Regions from separate parts of the Mus musculus genome. Here all the other regions are linked to region 5. Evidence: chromatin loops called from intact Hi-C (ENCODE). Cell type or tissue: left cerebral cortex. All regions are shown on one strand. Region 1 overlaps Ctnna3 (catenin (cadherin associated protein), alpha 3). Region 2 overlaps Ctnna3 (catenin (cadherin associated protein), alpha 3). Region 3 overlaps Ctnna3 (catenin (cadherin associated protein), alpha 3). Region 4 has its middle 99 kb from the start of Gm28881. Region 5 overlaps Ctnna3 (catenin (cadherin associated protein), alpha 3). Region 6 overlaps Ctnna3 (catenin (cadherin associated protein), alpha 3). Region 7 overlaps Ctnna3 (catenin (cadherin associated protein), alpha 3).

What was found. A loop is a pair of places that touch in the nucleus more often than their neighbours do. Peaks named below come from ENCODE experiments on the same cell type or tissue, not always from the same donor. Only the 100,000 strongest peaks of a DNase experiment are listed, where the experiment ranks them.
Region 1: a loop joins it to region 5, with 5 times the contacts of the local background. A loop is called at or near these places in 18 of 42 quality-filtered maps.
Region 2: a loop joins it to region 5, with 2.1 times the contacts of the local background. A loop is called at or near these places in 2 of 42 quality-filtered maps.
Region 3: a loop joins it to region 5, with 5 times the contacts of the local background. A loop is called at or near these places in 12 of 42 quality-filtered maps.
Region 4: a loop joins it to region 5, with 3.0 times the contacts of the local background. A loop is called at or near these places in 2 of 42 quality-filtered maps.
Region 6: a loop joins it to region 5, with 3 times the contacts of the local background. A loop is called at or near these places in 2 of 42 quality-filtered maps.
Region 7: a loop joins it to region 5, with 4 times the contacts of the local background. A loop is called at or near these places in 5 of 42 quality-filtered maps.

Annotation. Positions count from the first base shown.
Region 1 is chr10:63,581,265-63,585,264 of GRCm38, reverse strand. Ctnna3 (catenin (cadherin associated protein), alpha 3) reads right to left here. Exons shown (of 18, transcript NM_001164376.1): 5 at 3,202-3,321. Among named protein-coding and RNA genes, the nearest start is that of Ctnna3, 130 kb to the right of the region's middle. In left cerebral cortex, a CTCF peak has its summit at 2,488 (motif pointing left); DNase peaks (open chromatin) are centred at 29, 1,271 and 2,479; H3K4me3 peaks cover 276 bases.
Region 2 is chr10:64,586,181-64,590,180 of GRCm38, reverse strand. The region is part of intron 12 of Ctnna3 (catenin (cadherin associated protein), alpha 3); the gene reads right to left. Among named protein-coding and RNA genes, the nearest start is that of Lrrtm3, 500 kb to the right of the region's middle. In left cerebral cortex, no CTCF peak of the experiment used is centred here; a DNase peak (open chromatin) is centred at 1,871.
Region 3 is chr10:64,273,035-64,277,034 of GRCm38, reverse strand. The region is part of intron 9 of Ctnna3 (catenin (cadherin associated protein), alpha 3); the gene reads right to left. Among named protein-coding and RNA genes, the nearest start is that of Lrrtm3, 180 kb to the right of the region's middle. In left cerebral cortex, a CTCF peak has its summit at 1,679 (motif pointing right); no DNase peak of the experiment used is centred here.
Region 4 is chr10:65,217,273-65,221,272 of GRCm38, reverse strand. No RefSeq gene overlaps it. Among named protein-coding and RNA genes, the nearest start is that of Gm28881, 99 kb to the right of the region's middle. In left cerebral cortex, no CTCF peak of the experiment used is centred here; a DNase peak (open chromatin) is centred at 1,835.
Region 5 is chr10:64,082,744-64,086,743 of GRCm38, reverse strand. All of the region lies in intron 7 of Ctnna3 (catenin (cadherin associated protein), alpha 3), which reads right to left. The region is part of intron 2 of Lrrtm3 (leucine rich repeat transmembrane neuronal 3); the gene reads left to right. Among named protein-coding and RNA genes, the nearest start is that of Lrrtm3, 5.5 kb to the left of the region's middle. In left cerebral cortex, a CTCF peak has its summit at 2,165 (motif pointing left); DNase peaks (open chromatin) are centred at 1,321, 1,659, 2,136, 2,707 and 2 more places; H3K4me3 peaks cover 3,475 bases; H3K27ac peaks cover 2,500 bases.
Region 6 is chr10:64,340,633-64,344,632 of GRCm38, reverse strand. The region is part of intron 9 of Ctnna3 (catenin (cadherin associated protein), alpha 3); the gene reads right to left. Among named protein-coding and RNA genes, the nearest start is that of Lrrtm3, 250 kb to the right of the region's middle. In left cerebral cortex, no CTCF peak of the experiment used is centred here; a DNase peak (open chromatin) is centred at 1,562; H3K27ac peaks cover 897 bases.
Region 7 is chr10:64,748,883-64,752,882 of GRCm38, reverse strand. All of the region lies in intron 13 of Ctnna3 (catenin (cadherin associated protein), alpha 3), which reads right to left. Among named protein-coding and RNA genes, the nearest start is that of Gm28881, 370 kb to the left of the region's middle. In left cerebral cortex, a CTCF peak has its summit at 1,978 (motif pointing left); DNase peaks (open chromatin) are centred at 1,878 and 2,394.

The sequences.
Region 1 (4,000 bases), 500 kb after region 5:
TCCATCTTGGTGTGCCCACCCCTCCTCTATCCCAGCTGCCTCTCTCACCTCTGTCCACCAACGCTACTTCCAACATTGCTCTTTTTGAACGTGGGAAGACATGGACTCATCTGATCTGACTCCAGTGTGAGCATTCATTCCGTAGGAAGGAACAACCAAAGACCGCTTGTGTTTAGGACACAGTACGCAGTAAGTTCTCAGAAGACACAGGTTCAAAGAAGGAACGGCCATGAGACGGTTCAGCAGCTCAAGGCTCTCGGTGCAAACCGGATCCCAGGAAGCCTCGTGGTGAGAGGAGAGACCCGACTCCTACAAGCTGTCCTCTGACCTCGCACATATACCCCAGCGTGCACATGCATAAATATATTCAATATCTTCCTCCATACAGTTTAAGGAATATTTTTAAAATAATTAAAACAAGGCACAACAACCTATTGCTCAGAAAGAATTCTCTCCATCAAGGATATTACAATATAATCATTGTGTTCAAGTAAAATAAATTTCTGTAGCATTTAAATTTTCTAAAGAAATGTGTATATTTACAATAAAATCTCTGTAAAAGATATATACAGTAGAGTTAATGCATATAAATATTTCATAGAAAAGAAAATTTAATGAATGAATCCATAAAAATTATTATAATTGATTGACTTGCCAACCGTAACTTAAGAGCTTGGGTGATGTTAGTCATTTCTTTTTTTTTTTTTCCAAAATGGATACAGGAATAAAATAAATTAGGAGAGTGCCTGAAATCACGCAAAGAACAGTCTATTATCATTTGTGTACAAGAACAGAAGGGATAATGCCCACCTGCATTTCAAAGTGAGTCAAACTCATTAGTTTTAATGCCCCGCAATCTGAGGCCAAAACTTTGGGCATGCCCAGTAACTGCGCCAGTCAGAGAATTGCCATGGTCAGATACTAAGACTGGAAAGGGTCCACCAAGGAGGTGGCAAATCAACCTTGCTTGCTTCTGCTGCCGCAAAGAATGGTGGGTAGCACGGGACCCAAAAAAAAAAAAAAAAAAAACTGTCACGGATGAAATCTCTGTATCCAGCTCTTACAAGGAAGTTTTCTTGCTGAATTAGCAGTTTTACAGAGATCTGAATCTCTCCCAGTAAGACGAAAAAAGAAAAAAAGTACTTTTCACTGTGAGCCTAATAGATTTTTTTTCTTGCTTTAAAAGAACAGGAATGGAAGATGCCACCCAGTCAGAGAGCAGCTAATGTTCTGACGCTTAAGCCCCGCACAGCCAGGCAATGTGGGCGGGCGGTTTGGAGTCGGGCTGACTCAGGGCTTCTCTCCTCCAGCTTCTCTCCTCCGTACGACCATCATAGGAGAGTCACAAAACTCTTCAGCGGTCTCATCTACAAATGCTACCAATAAAACCGACCCTACGGTACTGCTACGACGACGTTTAGTGACTCGGTTCAAAAATGGTTTAGTCCTACTCTGTGCCACAGTGCGTGGCAGCAGCAAGGATGGTCTACATACATGCACACGTTCACAGGCACCACGGGCTCGCTCTCTCCACTCCTCACACGTTACCTGTCCTCACTCAGTACGGTCCTCCCAGAGCTCTGCTCGCCCGCCCTGGAAGTACTAGAATCTAATCACCGTCACCGGAAACGCGCTAATGAGAAAGGGTCGGGGGAGAGGATGGTCTGTCAACTCAAACGCCCCATGGTGGTAAAATAGGATCTTGGGAACAAAACTGAGCTGAAACTATTCAAGGCCAAAGCGGAGATCCATGGTGTGAGCGCTGAGCAGCAGGAACCGGGAACTGACTGTGGTTGCAGCTCTCGGCAACACTGGCTCCCTGTGTTATGTCTGCTAACACCCAGGCCAACAGTAGTTTAAAAAGAAAAAGAAAAACACACACACATAAATGCTTACCATGTTCTTTTTCTGTATAAAGTATTGTGGAGATAGTCCGTTTGTCCTCATCTAGAATATTCCATAACACAAATGTAACTAGGAGGGCAGTGGGAGGCAGAGGCAGGCGGATTTCTGAGTTCGAGGCCAGCCTGGTCTACAGAGTGATTTCCAGGACAGCCAGGGCTACACAGAGAAACCCTGTCTCAAAAAATCAAAAATAAATAAATAAATAAATAAATAAAATGTAACTCTTAGAGAAATAAAGCCACAGAAAGGTTAAATACTCAATTTTGAAGAGAAACTTTTTCCACCTCTATGATAGAGCAAGAACCTAGAAACACAATTCTATTCTTGGGCTAATTTCTAAGCCATGTCATATAGACTTAATGTGGTTTAACAAAAATACTGCTTTGAAAATCCATATACCAAAGGCCCAGAACTTGTAAATCGGGCAACAGCGAGACGATTGCACTCTCTGCAGACAGGTCAACCGTGTAGCCGCGATTCTAGACACCAGCTACCATTTTCACGCAACCTAATTTAACCGGCTGAGGGACTGCTCTGATCCAAGAAAGCCTTCCAACAAAGTAAAAGCTTGACGACACTGACACCTAGTGGCCATACAGGAACTGCAACCAGACTCTGCCTGAAAAGGATGGCCAGCCACTGCGACGGTGTGGTCTACAGGATGCACGGACTATATCCTTGTGAAGACTGAGTGTGGACAGTACCGATCCTACAAGCAATCTTACAAAGGTTTGATTTGTCTCCGGGATTATCTTGGGACTCTCCAAGCAAGCCAAGAGGCATGCACTTGTTAAGAATCCTTCCCTTTAACCTTGCACATTTATTTAACAAGGTTTTACTCATCTTCAAAGATCAAAAAGCAAAGCTGGAGGTCAAACGCTATTGTTGAAAACAGGTGAGTCTCTGTCCTCACTTTGCAGGTTCATCTAGACGCTTTTCCTGGTCTTTGGGTGGTTTTTTATTCCCCCTTGGTTATACCCTACCAAATACAAAAGCCATGTGGCCAGGCCGTCCTAGAAGCTCTTTGTGCTGCTAAGACGTCATTACCAAAGGGTAGTTAGACCTTCACAGAACCGCAGGAATCTCCTTTTAAAGGAATAAAAGGACGTGTGCAGAAACCCCTAAAGTACCCATCTAAAAGCCAGGGCCGCACTGTACACTGTAGGTAGCGAGATGAACACGGGGCGATCGACACAAGCTATTTCTGCCCCAATCATTAGAAGGTAAGTTTCTCGACCTGTCTGCACCTCCTACAGGAGGGACAGCGGGAAGCCTGAATTGCTCTTATTTTCCTACCTGCTGGCGTTTGAAGGCCAAATAATCCAGGCTTTCCAGCTCCTTCCCGAGCTTCTGGTAGGTTCTCTGGAGGTCGGACTTGTTGGAAACATTTTTGAGAGACTCGAATGTTCTTTGGAACTGAAAACGAAAAGAAAAGCAGATGATAATGGTGACATGTTTTCTTCAAATTCCCCACTAAGATGACAGAGTCAACAGTGTGCTTCAGTTTTACCCACCGTAACTCAGAGACAACAAATGCTAATTATCTTTCAATGGACTAATTAGGGGTGATCATAAAGAGATAGAGACTGTATGTGTGTAGCACCGATATGCATGAGTAAGAGGTTCTGTCCACCCTCATCCTATCAAGAAGAGCATATGTCATTCAGAATAAAAGAATTCTCATGCTTTAGGGTACCCCCCAAAATGAGATTTAATGTATAACTTTAAGTCTAACAATAAGTCTAATATTATAACATTCTTAGGGCTGGAGAGAGGTTTCAGTCAGTAAAGACTATGCTACGGAAGCTTGAGAACCTGAGTCTGAATCCCGACAGTACACGGAAAAGCTGGGTGTGGCTGTTCATATCTGCAATCCCAACACTGGGGAAGCAACCACCCAAGATCCATGGCCAGCCAGGCTAGCCAAGGAGCGAGCTTCACCACCACTTCACTAAGCCAGCGGAATCCCTTGTCACATTCAAAATCTCTGTCCTTATAGCCACAGATAAGGGTGGTTCCCACCCCTCATCACATCTCTTTACAGCAGATGGAGATCATTACAGAAAGCCACAGCCAATCCAAGTGCAGACAACTG
Region 2 (4,000 bases), 500 kb before region 5:
AGGTCTCCCTGTAATCTAAAGAATGAAGTAGAGTTGGTGTTCATAGAGTAACAAATAGCCTCATGTTGCCGTTTTGCAGGTTAGTTATTAAAAAAAAAAAAAATAAAGAAAGAAAGAAAGAAAAGAAAAGAAAATATCCAGGCCAGGTGTGGTGGCACTTAGCTTTAATTCCAGCTCTTAGAAGACAGAGCCTGGAGGATCTTTGTGAGTTCAAAGCCAACCTGGTTTACATAGCAGGCTCTAGTGCACCCAGGACTACATGGAAAGACCCTGTCTCAAACAACATGGCAGTAACCCAGTGCACCTCCAGAGGAATTCCTAAGCAAGCAGTAGAAGAGTTATTGTTTGGGCAGTATTGTGGGAGTATAAAAGCCTTCATTTGATGATTAAAATGCTATGCCTCAGTTGAAAAAAACCTAGCTCTCCAGATATTGATGTTTCACTTAAAATCAACCACTAACATGTAGGGTATGATGTAAATTTCTGAACTGAGGCAGGAAAACCTTGTGTTCTAATGTGAAGAAAACACTTAGAACAGTAGTTTTGGTTCTCAACCTGTGGGTCATGACCCCTTTGGAGGTCAAAGGACTCTTTCACAGGGGATGCTTAAGACCAACAGAAAACACAGATATTTATGTTACAGCCCATAACCATGGGAAAATAACAGTTATGAAGTAGCAACAAGAGTAATTTTGTGGTTGTGGGTCACTGTAATGTGAGGAACTGTATCAAAGGGTCACGGCATTAGATAAGATGTAACCACTGATTTGGAAGGTCATAGAATCCTGAAAACCTGCTAATGAGTCCCAGATTCTGATTAAAAAACAAAGGCACCATTTTCCAAGATTCTGTTGGCAACTGAGATAAGAAAGCTTAGGATTCCTCATTCACAAAGATACTTAAGTCACATTTTCTAAAGAATAGTATTCTGAGGAGGGTCTCAGCAACAAAGAAAATTCACAGGAGACCCCTACTAAGTTATCTTGAGGAAGCTGGGCTAAGCCTCTAGAAAAGCTTAAAGAAAATGAAACAAAGAGAAAACAGGCCACATTAGTATTCGTTTGCTAAAATGTGAGTTCCTAAGGCTTTGGAACACAAAGCATGACATTCCCAATTATATAATTGATAATTATTTAACTGATAAGTCCAAGATATGACCCTGGGGTGAACAAAGATGTCAGTCAATGGTGGAGGACAGAAAAGTTGGAAGTATTTTTTTTTCACAGACAATCTCTCCGTGGGAGAGAGAAAGCACACTGTCTTCAGCTTTGGTTAAGATCAAACTGATCTAATTATGTTTTCCATTTAATTTATTGCACCGAATTCCCTTTTGTGAGGCCTGCTTTTGATAAATTTCAAGGAAAGCTGCTTGGAGAAAAAAGTTCAAATTAGACTTATTTTTTTCAGAGAAGAAAACAGAGGCATACTTCAAGGATACACCCAAGGCTTGTCTGAAGAAAAGACCAAAATGATTAATTAGGAGTCTTAAAATATGCTTTTATTTAAAAGCAAGATTCATTCTGTGCAGAAGTGCCTGCGAATATTCTATACATCTCATATTTGGGGTATAAGGCATAATTTGAATGGGCTATCATAATGAATGTTATCTTATAACTCAAGCAGAGGAAAAGGCTTGATTTTTTTGTGCTCTTTGAATTGTGAAGACATCATAGTGTTGCTTAGCTAGTCAGCACAGCCATTAATAATCCCAGATAGATTAACGATATTTCTGCCTCTGAACAATTCTGCCTCACTTTTTTCTGATGTAGAGTGACTGCCAACATTTCTGAACACTGTTGGAATCCACTCCCACTTCTCCTTGAGTATCTGGCAGATGCAGTCTCTGCCTATGGAGTACAAAACTGCAGAGTTGGCACCTCATATGGATGTTATGGCAGAGAGCCCGCAGGGAAGACATCCCTAATGCATTCACAAACTGAGACACAAGCAAGGTGCAGCAGTCCCAGTTGATGTTGGCTATTCCACCACAAAGGAAATTTCCAATGGGATAAAAACAAAAGCTACATATATTTTCTCTTATATTTAAATGTCATTTTCAGAAGGCAGAAAACAGAACCCATTAACTTATCAGATCCTAGTTCCAACCCAATCAAAGCTAAGGATGTCATCAGACAGTATATTGGGCCTATAGAAATGCTTCCCCTATCTTTCTGTAACTGCTTTTCTTTTCCTAATGTGCCCATCAATGTATTCAAAACTTGCCTTGATTATGAATTTTGTTGTGCTATAAAACATCATGAAACTGCAACCATGTTGGATAATGGGATTTGGGACAAGACAAATCTGTGTTCCTAAGACTACAGTTACTCAAAATGCCTCCAGAATAAACTGTTATTCCCTTAAAAAATGGATAACAAGTACTTGATTTGAACGAGTGAAGGACCACTTCAATCTGGTGTAGTAGGAAAGAGACTTTAAATGATTGTAACACAATCAGGTTCCAAAGCAAGTAGACATATTTTCACAAAGTGAAAGGTATGACTCATGTTCTCAATTGCTTTTGCTTGTTTTGAGGCAGGGTCTCAAGCTACAGCACAGGCTGGTCTTGAATTTATTATAATACTCTGTCTCAGGATCCGTGCCCGTCTAGTCTGAGTGCTGGGTTTGCAATAATGTGCCACCATAACTATATCCTTGATTTGTTATATTAATAACTTTTAGGAGTGGGTGTGGAAATAGCAGTTTAATGTCAAGAGCGAGAGATGCGCCATTACCACCTGTCCTCAGAACATTTCAATAATTTAGAGAGATGATAAGAAAGTTGATGAGCTTCTCAATAATCTCAAGAAAGAGCTTCAAAATGTAAAATGGTATTGAAAGTTTCATTGTCACTGTTTTTTTGTTTGTCGGTTTGTTTTAAATATCATCCATCAGGACTGGAGAGATGGCTCAGCGGTTAGAGCATTAGCTACTCTTGCAGAGGATCTGGGTTCAATTATTTGCAGCCACTTAGTGGATCATACCATCTATAATACCAGGTCCAGGGGATATGATGCCATCTTCTGTTCTCAGAGGGCAGATATACATATGGTACATAAGCAAAACATTCAAACACAAAATTAAGAAGTATTGTGCATTTCTCCCTTTCACAAACAATATGATTTTTTTAAATAATTAACATGCCCTCCACATCCTGTAAGGGATGATGGCTTGAATCTGGAATCTAAATACTGCAGGAATCCCAGACACAACATCACACCTTTACCAAGAGGCAATATATGAGAGGCTTTCCAAATTCAGAGGAGATTCACATTGACAATGGGGATTCACAGGAAGGAGTTTCTGCCATGATGATTTATAAAAACATTGTTGACTGTCATCTTTGCTCATGAATCTATGTGAATCCTGACATTTCCATGGGTCCCTTGGAGAAATGTTAACAATAGTATTTGAAAAGAAAATATCATTACACTGAGAGATTCAAAGCATTCTCTGCCCAATTTTGTAAAATAGTAACTTGAGTACTGCAACCAAAACAGTCCTGTATTATATATTTCTTAAACAATGGGAGAAAAATATGCACAAGAGTCGGAATGCTGTTTTCCATAGAATTGTAAGTTAAGGGTAACCAGCATGTCTCTGCATACATAGGAAAAACCTGCTATGGTTAAATAAAAAGAAACCCAGGGGTACCAATAACATAGCCAAATAAAAGGCTGCAGACTATTGCATGCTTAACCCCGTGCTGGCCTAATTATAGCTCCAAACATCTTCAACATTAATAAACACTCACAAGTGGCTAAGGCCTGGGAGTACTGCATGTATTTGAAAATACCTTTTTTTTTTCTTTCAATGAATATATTTATTTCACTGGGATAAGTTTCCCATCGCATAAGCGGGATACCCAACACCAATTAGATGGCCCAGTGATGTGCTACTGGCTAGTGCGCAATCAAGTGACACAGCCTGAGAGCCCTGGTTTTCCTGTGTGGATCTTTAGTTGCTATGCAGATTCAGACCTGAGGCATAGTATAGCTGT
Region 3 (4,000 bases), 190 kb before region 5:
ACACCACTTAGGATTCTGCTAGTTGCAGCTCAGACCTAATCATTTTATTAATATCTCCTTGCTAAGATGTCTGACTGACCACAAGTTCCAGAAACTACATACAGGTGGCTCAGGGAAATGCCATTTTTATACACTGCGACATTTAGAAAATGAGAGCCAAAAACATACTCCTGTCCCTGTTGTAAATAAATATTCTGCTGTTGCTTGTTCTGCTGCAGTATTTGATTGGGGAAACAACAATAAGCTTATCACAGCCTCGAAGACAATAAAATTAGGTACACAATGAGCAGATATCTCCCCACTGTCCTGAGCTCACAGGTCAAGTGCTTCTATGACAACAGTCCAAATTTCTAATTAGGAAAAATTGATGGTGTCAGTCCAATTCTTCAAATTGCTGACAGTGCTTCCCACTGTCACGTCTCGCCATGGAGTCCTGTCAGCTCATCCACAGCTTCAAAGGTATCAGCACCTTGTTTATGCCAAACATGTGTGGGAGAACCAAGCTGTAAAAGTGACTTTCGAAATGAGAAGCCTCTGTTGGCATCAAGGGCAAGGGTCTAAAGATTAAAGCCTCCAGAGTTCTTAAAGCATGGATCCATTTGTGCATCTCTGGGTATATGAAGCAATTCTTGTAGCCATGCCCAGTGCAAGAAGACTTGCACTGACTTCTGGGAAATCTCTTCCAAAAAGGCGATAGAACCACACCTAGTGCTTCTGCTTCAGTCCTTGATAACATCGCATACATGTTGAGACTTTTGAATCCAATGAACCTTAAATTTTGACTATAAATGTCCTCGTTTGGTTGCTCTCCCAGGTGCATATAGCGGAGTGCCAGGTGAAAGAAAGTCCTTCCCACTGTCCTAAGAGTTCCTAAGTAATCAAGACACTGAAGGACCTCACTAGAGTGCATACATGGAAATATACAAAAATAGACAAAGAGGAGGGACGGCTCAGTCAATAAAGTTCTTGATTCACAAGTATAAGATCTGGAGTTCAAGCCCCGGCACCCAGATCATCCATTCATTCACAAGGGTAGGAGGGACAACCTTGTTCTTGTTGAAAGGGGGCTGACCCAATACTTTTTCTCTCCAGCATTGGAAAAGAAGCCAGAGGTGGTAGCTATCCACTTGTAAACCAGTGCTGTGAATCTGAAGACAGGAAGCTTGCTGGGACTTGCTGGGACTTGCTGGGACTTGCTGGTCAGTTAGCCTAATTAAATTAGGAAGCCTTAGGTTAAAAGAAAGACCTTTTCTCATTAAAAAAAAATGGATAAATACTGATAATGTTGAATAATCTGAATAACCTGAAACTGATCTCTGGTTTTCATTCATGCATCCACACGTATATGAGCACATCCCCCCAACACACACACACACAAAATACTGAAATGACATCTTGTTGTAGACCTATGTTTTCCATTAGTAGATAGCAAAGAACAAGATGGTGGATCTTGCCTCTCTTTCTTCCAGAGGATTTCCCCACTGGGTGGAGAGAAGGAAGGGAAAATTTCAGTGTAAAGATAAAATTAATTTATTTTATTTTATTTATTTATTTTAATTGTGAAATAATTTATTTATTAAATATTATATACTGACTATAGATTAAAATGTTTTATCTAATTTATTTTATTAATTAAAAATAGAAAGAAATGTCCCCAATAAACTAATGTGTTTGAACAGCCCAGTAGGTGGAGCTGTTTGGGGACATTATAGAACTTTTAAGTCATATTCTTGCTGGAATAGCTATGCCAGTGGGGTGGACTTTTGAGAGTTTATAGCCTTGCCCCACTTACAGTTCACGCTTTGCTTCCTACATATAGATAAAGATATGATTTCTCAGTTTCCTGTTTTTGCCACCATGCCTTCCCCTCCATTAAGAACAGCTAGCCCTCAGGAACTGTAAGCCAAAATAAATTCTTCCTTATGTTGCTTTTGGTTGTAGTATTTTTATGATAGTAATAGAAAAGTAACTAACGCAGACATCCATTCTCTATAGTCTGGAATTTAGTGACCCTCTAATCTACTCTTGTAGTAGTTCTGCAGATATTGACGAATCCATACTAAAATTTACAGGGAAATATTAGAAAGAATAAAGTGAGAAGAGAAAGAACACTTATCTCAATGCTTCCTAAAAAGCGCACTTGGAAGACAACCTTGTGTTAAAAGAGGGTACACACTGAGATCAATAAAAGCCAGCCAAGAGACCAGAGGCATGCTTATACGCACAGATCCATTCATACTTGCCAAACGTGTCACTTAAGTGGTTGGAGATGATAGTATTTTCAACGAATAAGGGTGAAAGAATTGTTTATAGGCAATAAATAAGCAAATAAAACCTTGAATCCCACCTTTGATGACATAAAAAATTAATTACAAATAGATTATAAGCCTACATGTGAATCTTGCAATTATACAATTTCTAGAAAACTCTGAAGAAAATCGCCGTAATCGACAGAAGAGACAAGCATAACTCATATCTAACAATATTGATATAGTGTACTTAATTTGACTTCATCAAAATTGAAAGTTTTAGCAGTGGATAAGACACTTTGAAGCAGCAAAGAGGACAAGCTTCTTTGTATACTATCATCTCTGTATATCTCTATAATTACTATCTAACAATGCAAAAATGGTAAAACCATCAGTGGAAACAGAAATATTGCTGATGAGAACTAAACTCTTACAACCTGCTACCATTTCAAAATACAGCTATAATACAGTCCAGAAATTGTGTGTGTGTGTGTATGTGTGTGTGTGTGTGTTTGTGTGTGTGTCTGCATGTATGCGCATGAATACATATTTCTAGTTTGGAAGATATTAGGAATCTGATGATAAATGGACAGCTCTGTGGACTAACTGGAAAAGAAATCTAGGAAATGTATACCTCCAAGAGAAAACTTATGTGTTATGTTAGTAACATCTCAGTAGTGTTTTTAAAATAAGATCAATAATTTCAATAGATAAGTGAAAATTAAAGCCATAAGAAGCAAACACTATAGATGCCAACACAACACAATCCATCTGGTTAACTGACTTCCTTTATGCACAAGAGCTTAGAAATCTGCCTGCATCACTCAGGCAGAAGAGCAAAGCTCATCTGCATTCCAACATCAAGTGTGAAAATGGAACCAGTTCACAAAACATGGGGTTCTATACACATGAGTCCTGTGGGAAAAGAGCACATGTAGGCACCCCTTTGGTGACCTTCTCTTTCTTTCTGTCCATCCTTTCTTTTCTTTTCTTTTCTCTTCTTTTCTTTTCTTTTCTTTTCTTTTTTTCTTTCTTTCTTTCCTTCTTTCTCTTTCTTTCTTTCTCTTTCTTTCTTTCTTTCTTTCTTCCTTTCTTTTTCTTTCCTTTCTTCCTTTCTGTTTTTTGCTTTTTAAAAAAATTCTTATTTACTTATTCATTTTATATTAGTTATTCACTTTACTATCCCCCTCCCCGTCACCCCTTCCCCAGTCCTTTTTCCCCAGCCCCTTTTCCTCTGAGAGAGTAGGGTTCCCCTGGGTATCCCCTGACCCTGGAACATCAAGTTTCTAAGAGGCTAGGCACATCTTCTTCCACTGATGCCAGACAAGGCAGCCCAGCTCAAACAACATGTCCCACAGACAGGCAACAGCTTTTAGGATAGCTCCTGCTCCAGTTGTTTGGAACCCACATGAAGGTCAAGCTACACATCCCCTACATATGAGCAGGGAGCTCTGGTCCAGCCCTTTGTCCTTATGCCCAGGGAGGCCTGATATGTTCTTTGGTTGATGGTTCAGTCTCTGGAAGCCCCAAGGGTCCAAGTTAGTTGACTAGGTCTTCCTATGAAGTTCCTATCCCCTTCTGGGCATTCAATCCTTCCCCCAACTATTCCATAAGAATTCTCCATCCACTGTTTGGCTGTGGGTCTCTGCATCTTTCTAAGTCAGATACTAGGTGGAAATTCTCAGAGGACAGCCTTGCTGGATGTCTGTCTGCAAACATAACAGACTATCATTAATAGTGTCAGGAATTGG
Region 4 (4,000 bases), 1.1 Mb before region 5:
TAGGAGCTGAATGGGGTTAGCGACCACATAGGAAGAACAACAATATCAACCAACCAAACCCCCCAAAACTCTCAGGGACTAAACCACCAACCAAGAGTATACAGTGGGTAACTATGGGTCTAGCTGGATATGTAGTAGAGGATTGTTTTATCTGGAATTACTGGGAAGGGAACCCCTTGTTCCTGTGGAGGCTTGATGACCCAGGATAGGGGAATGCTAGGCCACTAAGACAGGAGTGGGTGGGATGGTGGAGGAGTACTCTCAGAGGCAGGGGAAAGGAGGAGAGGATAGGGGTCTTGTGGAGGGGAAACTGGGAAGGGGGATAGCATTTGAAATGTAACTAAATAAAATAACCAATAAAAATGAAAAGAATCATTTTTGGTGATTGCATATGGGATGGATCCCTAGGTGGGAAGTCCCTGGATGGTCATTCTTCAGTTTCTGCTCGAAACTTTGTCTCTGTAACTCCTTCCATGGGTATTTTGTTCCCCCTTCTAAAAAGGATCGAAGAATCCACATATTTGGTCTTCCTTCTTCTTCAGTTTCATGTTACTGAGAAGAGCCTGATATAGCTGTCTCCTGAGAGGTTCTGCCAGTACCTGACAAATACAGAAATGGATGCTTACAGCCATCCTTTGGACTGAGCACAGGGTCCCTAATGATGGAGCTAGAGAAAGTACCCAAGGAGCTGAAGGGGTTTGCAGCCCCATAGGAGGAACAATAATATGAACTAGCCAGTAACCCCAGAGCTCGCAGGGACTAAACCACCAACCAAAGAATGCACATGATGGGACTCATGATTCTAGCTGCATATGTAGCAGAGAATGGTTTACTTGGTTATCAATGGGAGGAGAGGCCCTTGGTCCTGTGAAGGCTCTAAGCCCCAGTGTAGGGGAATGCCCAGGCCAGGAAGCAGGAGTGTGTGGGTTGGTGAGCAGGGAGATGGGGGAGAGGATAGGGGGTTTTTAGAGGGGAAACCAGGAAAGGGACCATTTGAAATGTAAATAAAGAAAATATCTAATAAAAAGAGAAAAAATTAAAACATAAAAAACATTAACTACTTCTGAGCACTAATCTGCCATCTATTTCCAGCACATCTTTTTTCATTGTTGTTTAAAAGCATTCTATTTTGTCTGTACATGTATACTTGAATGTGTATGTCTGTGTGCCACACGCACACAGAGCTCAGTGGTCAGAGGAGGCACCAGACCTCCTAGAATTGGAGTCACAGTTGGTTGTAGCCACCATGCAGATGCAGGGAATCAAATACCATATCCTCTATAAGATCAGCCAGTGCTCTTAACCACTAGGGCATCTCTCCAGGCCAACTGTACTCACTTTCTTAACCTTTATTTACATCAGCAAAGCTACTTTTATTCTTTAGAATCATTTCAAAGTTTATATCATTTTAAGCACAAGGTAATAAATGGTAATTAAATTAGTTAATTATATAATAAAAAAATAATAGGTTTATCAGAGGCTTAAATCCTACTCCAAAAGTATTGTTCATTTTATTTTAGAATCCAATTTTATTTTCCAAACTTAATCACACATTATAGAATAGAGATGCTTTTTTTTTTTTTAAATATTTCTGGCTATGCAATCCTCAAAGTGATAAAAGATGAGACATTCCCACATTCTTCCTTTACAAATCTATAATCTTGTAAATGACTTCTTGACATCACACATAAGAGAAATAGTTAAAAATAAATGGGTTTTCTTTAAGCTTGATCCTGATGAGTGAAATGTCTGTAGATGAGTGTTGGCCAAGAATGCCTTCTGTTAAGCTGTAACAGGACTGCCATCCCTGGCAGAAAGACAAAGACATCTGTTCACTGGACTTCTCTGTGGTTCAAACTTGAAAATGCACAGTCGCTACCAAAAACGTGCTTGTAGGGAATGGGCCTAATATTTAACAGACAGTCCACTAATGTCCTTCCGAGGCTGCTCGGGCTTAGACAACACTCAAATAAATGACCAGTTTTTTACATACGACCCTTCATCCATGCATGGATTGCATGGAACAATGTCAGCATATATCCAGATTCTCTTGATTTCTATTGCACAGTCCTGAATTATCTAGAGTCATCATAAAACGCCAGAGAGGATGATGTTCCATTATGATTAAGATTTTGAAAATGAGCCATGGAAGCTAGAGAAGAAAACCTTTTCTCCTAACAGTTTGTGACTCTAATTCAACACGACCAGTGATCGTTTTTAAAAGTAATATTTAGAAGAAATAATTATTCAGAGAGACGGTGAAGGGAACCATAGGGCTAAGAGTTGAGGATGCTAAGGGTGTGAGTCAACTCTGACTCCATATTCCAACCAAAACATTGAAAGCATTACAGAACCTAGAACATTTTTGTGTGAATCTTTCCATACCTCCATTCTCCATTCCTCCCCTTTCTAGATATCTCTTCAGTGGCTCATACTATCCTGGAGGAACCAGTTTCATAATATTTAAAAGGGAAAAGATGTTATACTCACAAAGTTATTCAGTATATCGCATCAGTCCCAGGCCCCAGCAGTGAATACAACACGTCAGAAAAATCAGAAATATCTAAATTTTGCTGGAAATTTCAGAAGACTTATTATGTTCTCTCTCTCTCTCTCTCTCTCTCTCTCTCTCTCTCTCTCAGAGAATTATTTAGTTATTTTATGTATATGAGTATACTGTAACTGTTTTCAGGCACACCAGATGAGGGCATCGGATCCCATTACAGATGGTTATGAGCCACCATGTGGTTGCTGGGAATTGAACTCAAGACCTCTGCAAGAGCAGTCAGTGCTCTTAACTGCTGAGCCATTTCTCCAGCCCCTATAATGTTCTCATTGACAGGTAGATATTCATAGATATGTATTATAGAGGTTCCCCAGGCATTTCCACTACTCATGGATAATGTACTCTAACAGAAAAGAACAGAGAACAGAAGCAAATAATTTCAGAAACATACTCTAGAGAATTCTTACTAAACTTGATATTATGGGGTTTTTTGTTTGTTTGTTTGTTTTTGTTTTTTCTTTTAGACGGTGTGTCCTGTAGTTTAGACTGGTCTTCAACTCACTATACAGTAGCCTTAAACTCTTTATCTTTCTCTATTACACAAGTACTGGTATTCCAGACTTGTACCACCATATCTAGCTACCTTTAACATTTATTCAGCCTAAATTCATTTCCTGTCAATCATAATTATGACACTAAAAAAAAAAATAAATGCTGATGGGGAAATCCTGATTTCTGTCTCTAGTCTTAATAACTTTTTTTATTTTATGCTACTTAAAATTTAAATATAAATGTGTTACATACAAAATGGTATATTTTTCAATAGTAAAACAAATGAAGTCATGAAATTTGCAGAAATGTGGTTGGAATTAGAAGATAAAATATTAAGGTGAGCCAAATTAACAACCTGGATATTCTCCCTCATGTGTGAATCCAAACCTATATGGTACAAGTGTTTACATGCAAACAGCTGTAAGTGTAAGAGCACTATAATATTTTATAAAGAACACAAAGAAAGTGTAGTGATAAGTGATTGGTAGGGACAGAGCAATCAAAGGATACATGAACTATGAAAAAGTAAATAAATGTAATGTAAAACAACTTATTAATTGCTTTTCTAGTTTCAAATTTATCATAATAATTTTATATAATAGGTATATGGACATATAATTGATAGTGAGAATGGAGAACCAAAAGAAACTTTGATCATTTATATAACTTTTGATCAATGTATATTTTTATTAAATATTTTCTTAATGATCAATGTATATTTTAATTGTGTAGTTTACTAATATTTATAAGAGTTCAGAATGGGCAAGTATTTGAATGGCGATCTTAATCTAGCTGTGTGATATGTTTATTGTTTGTAAGCTAAATTATGACAAATTGATAAGAATCAAATGAAATAGAATTTAAAATAATTTGCACCATAATATCTTATTTGAATACCCTAGTCCAAATTAACCTGAAGGTGTTTTAGGTTCATTAAGAAGT
Region 5 (4,000 bases):
ACTGTCCTGTGCGTCCTGTGATGTGTTCCACACAAACCAGACCCCTAAGCACTGACACTTCATTCAGCTATCTGAACACACACATGCTTCCCCAACGTTCTCCTTTCAAAGGATGCTCCTGGTAACACCTTGGTACATGGAGCATGGAAAGGGGGGGTGGTGGGGTGGGGGGGAGACTGACTGTGACAGCTTGTCTTTGCTTTGCTGTTGTTGACATCGCTGTGTCTCCGTGTTCATCTGTATTGTAACTCATCCGTCAGTACAATTCTGTACAGAACTGGCCTGGCAGCCTGCACGCTGCATGCATGTTTTTTATGTCGTTGGTGAAAGTCTGTCGACTGCAGCTCGGGTATCACGCCCTCTGTATTTATGGGGTTTCAGAGAAATATATTTATTTTTTGCCACCCCGTTTTGTTTTGTCCTCTCAGATGAGCACTTTCGGTGTGCACGCGGACCGTAATGATTTTGCTTTCTGCATTAAGGACGGTTCAGCTTTCTGACCGTCCAGGCCTCCCATCTTTGACCCCATCCCTAGTCTTTCAGAACAGTCGCTGCAAAAATAATAATAATAAAAGCCATGAAAAAGTGAATGGCTATTTCTTACTAGCATTTTTTTAATGTATGTAGAGGATGGAGGTCTTCCAAAGGCTGAAAGGGAAAGATCTAGACAAGTCAGTGTGAAGTAGAATGATAGCAGGGGATCCAGATTCTTAAAGTCATACTTCTAAGCATAAAGAAGAGCAGCATTTCGAGGGGACTCGCCATTAAGGTGCTTTGATGAGGCCAGGCAGTAGCTCAGGAAAGTATCACAAGTGCAATATGTTTACCCATGACTAACCATCGAGTATACATTTATTAATGCCAAATGGCCACAGAGCCCCAGTGGATCAGTAATGCAGACACATCTTACGGTGTCAGGGGCTGGGTGGCCAAACCCACTGAGATGCTCTTCAGTGAAATTGTAATTTTACTTTTTCTTTTTCTAGACTGTCAGTAAATACATATTCCATCTAAATTTTTTCCTTTGGTCAGCCTCATTATTATCTGTACTATGAAGATGACTGTAATAATTAAATGCACTGTTGAAGTGGAAAAGGCCCCTTTCTCTTCTTTTACTTGATCCTCTGCCTTATGTATCATGGGAACAAATTCCACACATACACATACTTGGAATATATATATGCATATTTTCCAAGTATGCCATTGGAATGTATAAAACCTGTTTGCTCTATTGAAAAGTATTTGTTAGGCTCAGCACCACTTGGTGTGTTAAACTGATGTAAGATTGAATGAATGACCAACATTTTGAAGGCTGCTCATTTTCAATGCCTTAGAGATTTACTGAAGGATAAGACGCCAGACAAATGCCTTAGAATAATAAAACACTTTTTGATTCTGGGCATGAAACTGCAGGGGGGTGGGGGGGATTGGCAACACGTGTTTTTCCTTAGTTAAGGGCTCTTCTCCAGCTGTCAGAATGCCCCGAGAACCAATTTGTGCAACCAATTTGTGCAACCTAAGGCGAGAGTTGTTTCTGCACTATTGTGTCGCCCAGAAAAGCCAGGTGGTAAGTGTCCTCCTGATCAGAAATGACTGTCCTTGTATCTGCCCATGGCACTTGTAGACTGTATGCCATGCTTCTACTTTTTATATATAAGCATTTAAAATGCACTGCGTATTGGAGAAGAATCCTTGGCTATTCCTTTTTAATTGCAAATTTACATGAACTGGTCGGTTTCCCTCAGTTAAGGGAGCTTTCTGACCTGTTGAAATGTTCCGTGGAGACCCATGGCTGCAGGAGTCTCTCTGCCTTTAAATGCTTTCTCAAAACAGAGAGGAAGTGGAGTCCATTCTTTTGGACTGAACGTTTGTGATTTGTGTTTTGTGTTTGTTTCTCCTTTATTTATTAACCCCGGTACACACTGTGCTGAAGCAGGCGTGCTCAGTGCCAGAGAATTTTAAGCAATGTTATGCAGCATATAATCATTTTAAGTGACTTTGTACCTTCCAAGGATGTTGACATGACATCTTTCCAAAGATTATTAACCATTTGTTTGTATGTTTGTTTGTTTTTCTTTTTAAACTTGGTTTGGTGCTTCAACTATATAAGCAGAGACTGGCAATGATGCTTTCTATAGAGTAGCACTGTCCTCTAGTGGCTAGTCCAAGTAACTACAGCTGTTCGCACATTTTTAGCGTCTTGGTTTTTGTCTTTTGTGAACTTATTGGCAGCATAGGTTTCTCTGTGCATCATACTGATTGTTAACTTTGTTATGAGGTATAATTATCATCCACATTATCAAATATATGAATGTATATTCATATTTCTCAGTGGTACCAGAAAGAAAAGCCATTACATTGGTATTGAGAGCTAGAGAAATAAATACCCAAAGACACAGAGCAAGCCCTAACGCAGTAAAAATAGATAAGAAACACTTGAAGTATTTGTACTCAACGATATTAGCCCAAGTCATCTGTAATGTTTTCGTTAAAAGTGCTACTATTTTTTTGTGGTCAGGATTCTGAAATAGAGTGTAACAGGCTCGGGGAACCAGATCCCTGCATTGCTATTGAGGGAATCGGACCAACTCTTGCTTGTCAGTAGTTATGGGAAAGCTATCCATAGGAGGGAGGCCTCCCCTGCAGTGTCAGAACTGTTCTCCAGTTTGTCGACCATGTCAGTGACCTGTGCTTCGCCCCCGGGCTTTCCCCCTCCTTCCTCCTCTGCTGCTAGCTAAACAGTGGTGCTATTAGCCTCTCTGACAAGGGTGGTACAGTCTAAGAGGCGCTGATTCATGGATAATGAAATTACGCTCTCCCTCTGGGGAAGGGGAAGGCAGCATCACATGCGTAGCCTTGGCAAGGGATGTCAGGATGCTGTAGGTGCGCTGAGCATCTCTTCCTTTGTCGTTTACCAATATGAGAACACGAATTGCTTATTTTAAGTGTGGATTTGGACTAGCATCAGATAACAGTGTTAGCCCATCAAGCTGGAGACAGAATGAGTCCTAAACACAGCGAATGAGAGTTGAGCCATGAAATATGAAAAATTCAAAAGTCAAATTGTTTGTTTGTTTTTCCCCAGCCCAGGGTTCTAATTGGGATCTAGATCTGTAGCAAACCAACCCCTGGTACCTTACTATCTTCATACTCTTTTACATGTGTATTAAAAAACAAAACAAAACAAAACAAACAAACAAACAAAAAACCAAAGGGCATTTGGGACAAACCATATGCAGGAAAAATACTATCAGCAAAATTGAATAACAAACCTTGTAAGAGAAACAGAATGCGTGGGTATTAAATACTGTGTGGTAAACGGCTCTTCAAAGCCAATCAAATGCCATCACCCTAGACACACAAGGAGAAGTCGCAATGTCCTCAGCCACAGTAGTCAAATGAACTGGACCTGATTTTTACTCAGCCTCCAAAGTCATTGGTGACTTGGAGTTAGTGGATAGACTGTTGTAAAAATACCACAAAAAGAAACTAAAAGTTAATGGTGTCTCACATGTGGGAAAAATATCACAGCAGTGAGTGACAGCCCTAGAAATAAAGATGCAATTCAATTCTCTCTGACACTTGCTAAGTCAACTCAGGTACATTTCTTGGCTTTCCAAAATTTGAAGACACCCACGCATTAGATTAGTTTGCAATAATGACTGAGTGTGAAAAGCTTTGCTTTTTTATAAAGTGGTCCTTCCACACGTGTGTGTGTGTGTGTGTGTGTGTGTGTGTGTGTGTGTGTGTGTGTGTGTGTTTAAAAATAGCACTTAGTGAGATGCTCTACTGGGCTTGCTTCCGCTCTGTGTTTGGTACAGGTCAAAGAAAAGAATCATTTTGCATCAGGGAGTCTAGAACTTTTGACTCCCACAAAGATTAACATCCTTCATCTTGGGTTTTCTCATATCCATCTTGAGGAAGGAAAAAAAACCCACAAGATTTTATTAGTAATCACATATATGTGGATATGGTATATAGCATATATATGATAAATATA
Region 6 (4,000 bases), 260 kb before region 5:
CTACTGAGCCATGGTTTTATGTGTGGTGACTGTGACACACAATGTTATATGTTACTGGAAATAGAGTCTTGGACACCTAGGACTTAACCTGACCTGTTGCGAAAGGGAAAGAGTGGGCACATTCCTAGAGAACTTCTCATGTGGACTGAGTCAAAGACAAGAAAATTCTTGGCAACAAAGAAAAGCAGCTAGGTAGTTGACAGGATAGGAGATTGCTGAGAGGGGACTAACGAGGGAGAGAGCACAGTGTGGAAAGAGGTTCATTCTCACCCATCGTCTTTATAAGCAGTTCTCTTGGGGATGGGTCCTGTGTAGCCTTATATGCTACCTACATGACATGCAGCAGATATCTATCTGGTCAATGTGTGGACATCATGTAGCATCCCTCAAGCAACAGTTGGCACATGGCTGGAAGAAAGGACTTGAAGGTACATTACAAAAGGATGTACCAGATGTTAGGTCTTCTGCATGTCATGGAGCATTTTCAGGAAGAACTATCCCTTTCTCTATTATTTCAGAGGAAAAAAGAAATATGCAGCTGCTTCCCAAACAAGAGGCTTTCAGAAAAAAATGCACATGACGGTGACTGCTTCTGCAATAGGTGCTTTAGGTAATGGCCTCAACTCATGTCACTCTAACTTCTGAAACTCTGCATTCTGATAATGTCATGGGAGAGGCCTGGGCATCCAAACTGAAAACTAATTATTGCTGTATAAACAGGAGAGTGTAGTCTAGAAATGATCTCCAACATGCCTTTACCAATGCTTACCAAAGAAGACTATGAGAATGCTTGGACTGCAAATGAATTTACATAGCAAATCATACTAAAGGGGAGAAACCAACATCAATAAGACAGAACAAATATTATCGGTGCCTTGACTTAAGGAAAATGGTTGATTTCCCCTCCTCAGTCAGCTCAGGCTCTTATAGTGCCAGAAGTTTTAGCATTTCACTGCTAAAAGACTTAATAGGGGTGCAAAACACTGAACCTTTCACTCTGGCAGGCAACCCTACATTTTAAATAATACCAAATGTTTGCCAATAGTCAGAGGAGGCACCCCAGGGGTTTCTTAAAAGATTTCCTCTTCTCCTACTCCCCTCAGACTGATTTTAACCTAAAATTGATTTTTTTTTTCTTTTCTTGTCTACAAGGTCTTTTTCTGGTTTGTTTTGATTTCTCCTGAAAAAGCCTTTTCAGGGCTCTTGGATTTTAATGGAATTTATTGTTGGGTGTTTGATCACAGGGAAAAATGGCAATTTTCTCCACAGTGCCACAGCAGCGTTCCAGCACAAGGGCCCAGCAACCTACATCCAGCAGTGGGGGGTGCTGGGTCCTTCACAGCTGAGTGACACAGCCTTGTGCAGGCAAGAGTTTTCTCATTGAAGTCTGTTCCGGTTAATTTTTAAAGTGTATATCTGCCTTTTGGGTGGCTGATCCAAATTGCTCCAGAATGACTCATTTCTCATTGTGGTTGGGAAACTCGGTAACTATGTATAGGCTCTAAGGGGTCCTGTTTTCCTTTTCTGTGTAGGAGCTAGTCTGGAACTCACCCAGTGGCCTCCAAGACAATCTCTTGAGTCATTCTATGTGGGAGTTATATAACATATATGTAGAGGAACTAAACACCATAATTAAAATAAAGAAATGTTACTTTTTACAGCTCAGTGGACAGTAAATATGTAGGCTTTTTGGCTGAAAATGGAGCCACAGGGGAATATACTGGGAAAGGTCTGGAAGTCTGGAGCCTGAGCGTGGGAGAGAACCTCACTAGGCAGGCTTAGCAAGCCTGTCCTAAAGTCCCTCATTCCTCAGTGAATTTCACTAAGAATTTCCATGTAATTTTCACTTTCAACATCTCTAAGTGAAAATACTTCCAATAATAAGAGAGGGGGAGTAATTACATAAGCAGCAAAGAGAAAAGCAAGATGAAGGAACGATTAAAACACTTGAGTCATGAAACCCAGACCCAAACCGCTGCATCTGGTTGCTTTCTGCACCTCAGGATTGTCTTCTCAAGTGGAAGCCATTACTTTATCGCATGTGAGTGAGTAGTTGACACGGATGTAGGAGTGTCTCACAAGGCCCCACATGCAGCTGAGGAGTTACTGGAAATGGTACCCACTGGGGGCCGTTTTGTATGGACAATCTACTCTACCCACACTCTGTCTTTGAGTGATCTTATTAAGCATACAACAAACTAAGGTAAAGGAACAAATATCAGGGCACAGATTATAGGTAGATAGATGATGGATGGAAGATAGATAGATAGATAGGATGGATAGGTATGTATATATATAACACTATATATTAAAATAATATATAGTATGTTATGTATATTATGTTATATAAAGATATATTTATATATAAAATATAATATAAATATATGACACACACATAGATAGATAGATAGATAGATAGATAGATAGATAGATAGATAGATAGATAGAAAGGTAGATAGATAGATAGAGTCAGCTAGAGTCCCTGATAGAGTTGTAGGCAGATTGGGGAGTTAGTATTATCAAATCATGTTCATGGAATGTCCAATAGACACAAACAGGGAAAGCTGAAGCAGGCAGCTGGAGCTCATGATCACAGTTTCTGTCCATGGGATGAGCCTCCTAAGGCTGAATTTCTGGCTTCTATTTTTTACTGTAGGTAATTTTTATATGGAGGGCTAAGCAATAGCAACCTCTGATAGAAATCGTTTATTTTTTATATGTTCTTAAGGACACACTCTAATTGCTCTTGGTCTTTCTTTTCTGCTTTCTTTTCTCTTTCAAGGGCATGGGAACAGCTGGTCCCCATCCAAGGGGCCTAGGGGAACACTTTGAAACAAACAGGTTTGGGTCTGACAACGCAGTTTCTCAGTGAGTTCTAATGCAAGACAGTTAACCAATATAATGCACATTACAGGAAAGGAGAAACATTTATCTTTGGTGGTAAAGGTCATGGGTGTTTGCTTGTGCTCCAGTGGTCCAGTGTGAATGGTTCAACATGTGCCAATCAGCAACGATAAGGTTTTTGTTTTTGTTTTTGTTGGTTTTTTTTTTTTTTGGTTGTTTGATATTGTTTAATTTTTAGAAAGGACATGAAGTTTGGGAAGGAACATATTGATCTGTCCAGGGAAAGTTGGAAGCAAGGAGGTATGTGGTAGATATAATCAAAATACATCATATGCATATATGAAATTTTCAAAGAAAAGAATAAATATATTACATAAAGTAAGAAAATGGGATGGTGATTCCACCAGAAGTTCTTATATTGTGGAGAATAGTTTTCACTATCCTGGTTTTTTTTTTTTTTTTGTTATTCCAGATGAATTTGGAAATTGGTCTTTCTAAATCGCCTCAAGTTATACTTCAGAGCAATTGTAATAAAAAACTGCATGGTATTGGTACAGTGACAGACAGGTAGATCAATGGAATAGAATTGAAGACCCAGAAATAAACCCACACACCTATGGTCACTTGATCTTTGATAAAGGAGCTAAACCCATCCAGTGGAACAAAGATGGCATTTTCATCAAATGGTGCTGGTTCAACTGGAGGTTAGCATGTAGAAGAATGTAATTTGATCCATTCTTATCTCCTACAAAGCTCAAGTCCAAGTGGATCAAGGACCTCCACATAAAACCAGATACACTGAAACTAATAGAAAAGAAAGTGGAGAAGAGCCTCAAGCACATGGGCACAAGGGAAATTTTCCTGAACAGAACACCAATAGCTTATGCTCTAAGTTCAAGAATTTCATAGATGGGACCTATAAATTGCAAAGCTTCTTTAAGGCAAAGGACACTGTCAATAGCACAAAATGGCAACCAACAGATTGGGAAAATAACTTTACCAATCCTACATCTGATAGAGGGCTAATAACCAATATATGCAAAGAACTCCAGAGAACCAAATAACCCTATTAAAAATGGGATACAGAGCTAAACAAAGAATTCTCAACTGAGGAATACTGAATGGCTGAGAAGCACCTAAAGAAATATTCAACATC
Region 7 (4,000 bases), 670 kb before region 5:
TGTGAAAAAGCAATCTTTCAGATCAATAATTTTGATAGGCCATTCCTTGGGTGACACAGAAGGTCTCTAGAAGGATATTCACAGAGGTGATCACTACCGAGAAGTCTGAGCTTTCAGAATTTTATCCTATTTTTCATTTTTACTTTTATCTGTTCTATACAATCTATACTGCTTCATGAATGAGGGAAAAATCTGCTCTTATGACTTATATCTTAGTCATTTTGTTAACCTCTATACACATCTCAATTAGGAGAAGCGGATGTTAAATTTCCCATCCCCCTATTATGAAACAGTTTAACCTATACTTGAGGTATTTGGTGCGTGCAGGATCAAGTTATTGTCTTAACTGTATTTGGGCTTTTATTCTGTGATTAAATGGTATGACCAAAAGCAACTTGTCAAGAAAAGGGTTATTCTAGCTTACAATTTAGGTCACAAGCCATTGCTAAGGGACATCAGATCAGAGACTCGAGGCAGGAACCTACAGATAGGAATTGAAGCAGAAACCACAAAGGGGTGTGGTCAATGTCTTCCTCTCTATGATATGCTTTCTTATAGAACCTGAGCACACCAGGACCACTGTGGCGATGTCCACAGTGAACACTAGTAGTAAGAAAGGAAAAGCTGCATATGTATCAAAAGATGCCCTAGTCGGCCATCACTGGAAAGAGAGGCCCACTAGACAGGCAAACTTTATATGCCCCAGTACAGGGGAACGCCAGGGCCAAAAAATGGGATGGGTGGGGAGGGGAGTGGGGGGGTGGTGGTGTGGGAGGCTTTTGGGATAGCATTGGAAATGTAATTGAGGAAAATATGTAATAAAAAAATAAGAAAATAAATAAATAAATAAATAAATAAAGGAAAGTGCGGTACTATCTCACCACAGACTAAGCTGGTGGGGGCATTACTTTTACTTGAGGATTCCTCTTCCAAACTAACTCTAGCTGCTATCAAGTTGCCATTAAACTAACCAGCACATGAATAAAGAGAATCTGTTGAATATAAGTTTCATCTTTACCCCTTTACTTTCTTCTGCTATGCTAGACAGTCATGACGTTTACACAATGGCAAACTTGTTTTGAAAACTCAGAAATGTTTGCTCCAAAGCCTAGAAAATCTGGCCTAATGGCTCTATATGTTGTCCTTATGCTTCCAATTAGCTTACAGTGTTATTGGAGATCATTTTATAACCTTTTTGTTTGACTCAAAGGGTATGTGAACACATAGACACACAATGTGCACACACTTCTAATTTCTGGAACAGATAGCTCAGTGCTCTTTAGAATAATGTTGGTCTATTCTCAAAAGCAGGAAATGAACTGTTGCCTACTGCTCAAAATCAGAAATCAGGAGGCTATTTCAATGTTGGTGATAGGAGGTTTCTGTGAATTTCAAAGACAAAATGGAAAGGAGGAGGGAAGAGAAAAAAAAATCAGTATACAGAATCCAAAAGACGTGAGAAAGTAAGGAAATGAGAGCCAGCATTGCTGACAGGGAATGCGTCAGTAGCTCTAATTGATTCTGACGGCTCCTGGAGGCCTGAGCTTCTTTGGGAAGCATAAATGTATACGTTATAAGCAGAAAAGACACATCACATATAGAATCAATAGTTACCCCACAGTAAATCTCAAAGAACCTAAGTGAACTCCAGAGCCCTTTAAGCAAGAATTCTTCAAAGTTATCTCCCTTACAGTTGTCTATAGAAATAGCCATTGCCATCTGCCTCAGGAAACCCTTGTTTCTACAGTACGGGAGTGTTTGTAGATCTGAAAAGATTATTATAAGTCATGTAAGTCTGCAAATAGTTAGCCTTCAAAGAATGTGGAAATGCAAGGTTGCCGTCATTATCACGCCTCCCACAAACCAGAGTGTAGGGAAGCCAGGGTGGAATGAAGCATCCTTCTCCTGTTAAAGTCAAGTTCACTTGCAAATTTTACTTTGTACCTAAGTTGTGTTTAGTGGTAGGTCTGCCATCTAGTGGCCATTTGAATAAACGGATGCTGGTCATAAATTGGACGACATGAAAATATTAGGTAGCTCACAGAGGTCAGGCCCTTTTCTGTCCTAGTATAAACAAACTACAGTACTTCACTGGTGATAGAGGAGAAAAATTAATCCAGGAAAAATTAAATATAAATATATCGTATTAGCAGGCCACAAGTGTAAAGGCAAAGCATGAACAATTCTCTTTAAATTAAACGCATACTCAAAACAATCGCTGGATTGATAATAAGGTAACTTTCTAACTTTAAATACTTATTTTTATGTATGTGCATGTGCGCATGGCCCTGTATGTATGTCATCTGCTGAGGGGGCCTGGGGAGACAGCAGGGGGCATCACATCACTAGGAATTGGAGTTGCAGGTTATTGCAAACCTCCTGAGTCAGGAGCTAGGAAGCAGTCCTCTGGAAGAGCAGCAGGCTGTCTTAACCACTGAGCCATCTTCTCCAACTGCATGAGGTAGCATTTTATTGGCTGTTTGCTTTGTTTCCCCTTGCTGTCTTTTATTGCAAACCAGCTGATGTTTTGTCAGGTTGTAACTTAAGTACATGAAGTAAAACAAAGATAATTTTTTTGTTGCTGTTGTTCTTTACTTAGATATGTACTTCCTGCCAAGGTACAGAAGAAGCAGGAGTTATGTAAAATGTGAACACACAGTTTTAGAATTTAAACTCTACAACAAGAAAATGGCTTATTGTTCTCTCTGGAAAAATAGGTAAAAACTAAATTATTGTAATTACTCTTGATTTATTTATTAATAAAAGCTGCTAGTAATGATAGATTTTCAAGTCACACTTTCCTGAATAATTTTCAGAGCTATATAATCCCAACCCTAGGTTCTAACAGTACACTAACCAGGTAGCTTATATTTCTGTAATCCTAGTATGTTAAAATGGTTCATTTCTGCGACTGAAAGTGGCATTTGCACATTGCTTAATAAGTACATCGAGTATACCCAGAGAAACCTTCACTATGTTGAATTAATCAGAAAAACATAGAATATTCACATTTCAATTTTGCAATTGTTACTTTTATTTATTTGTTTTGTTGGCTGGTATACCTAAAACAGGAATTAGATCTCCCTCCCAATTATAGTTCCTTTGACATTCTAATCAATTAGAGTAGAGTCACTGATATAAATAATATAAAATTCAATAACTATTAGGCATGTTTTTCATTATTGTTGCATTTGGTTAATTTCCCCTTAGGCTTATTACTGCTTAAAATAGAGAAATGGCATTGCAATGTTGAGACATAAAATAAAGGCAATTTTACAATTGCTAATATTGTATATAAATGTCCTATAGTAACTCAAATTCTGAGTGCTAACATCCAACAAGTATATACAAAATAATATAATCATTCCTCCTGGAAGCTTAATCCTTCATATCCTGTGGAGTACAAGTGCTTTTAATATATGAATATACCACATTGCAGTCAGTATGGATGCTGCAAGGGCATGAATACCCTGCAGTACAAGCTATGAATATCTATATTTCTGAAAGTAGCTATACTTATTTCTCGAAATCTCTGATAATTTACGCTGAGATTCACTCTGTTTTTGAATGGAACTTTTCAAATTTGGGAAATTAATTATTTTTTCCCATGTAATCTGTCTATTTTCTAATAAACTACCAAACTATTGAGAGACACACATTAAGCGAAAAACGAGACAAAACAAATGGCCAAGAGGCAGACATATTGAACTCTCTTATAGGGAAATACTGTTACTTTACTAATACAGAAAAGTGAATGAGCTTATCAGCTTTTGTGACAAAATTCCTGCAAAAGAAAATGAAAAAAAAAAAAAACCAACAACAACCAAAAAAAAAAAAAAAAAAAACCCCACAAAAACCACATTTATTCTTGTCTATGATCTCCATGGTTTTCAGTCCAAGATCAGTTGGCAGCACTGCTTGTGAACCAGTTTGTCACAGCAGGGATGCAAGGCTGAGATGAAACCTTAGGTTTCAAGAGCCACTTCAAAGGCTCCTCCCC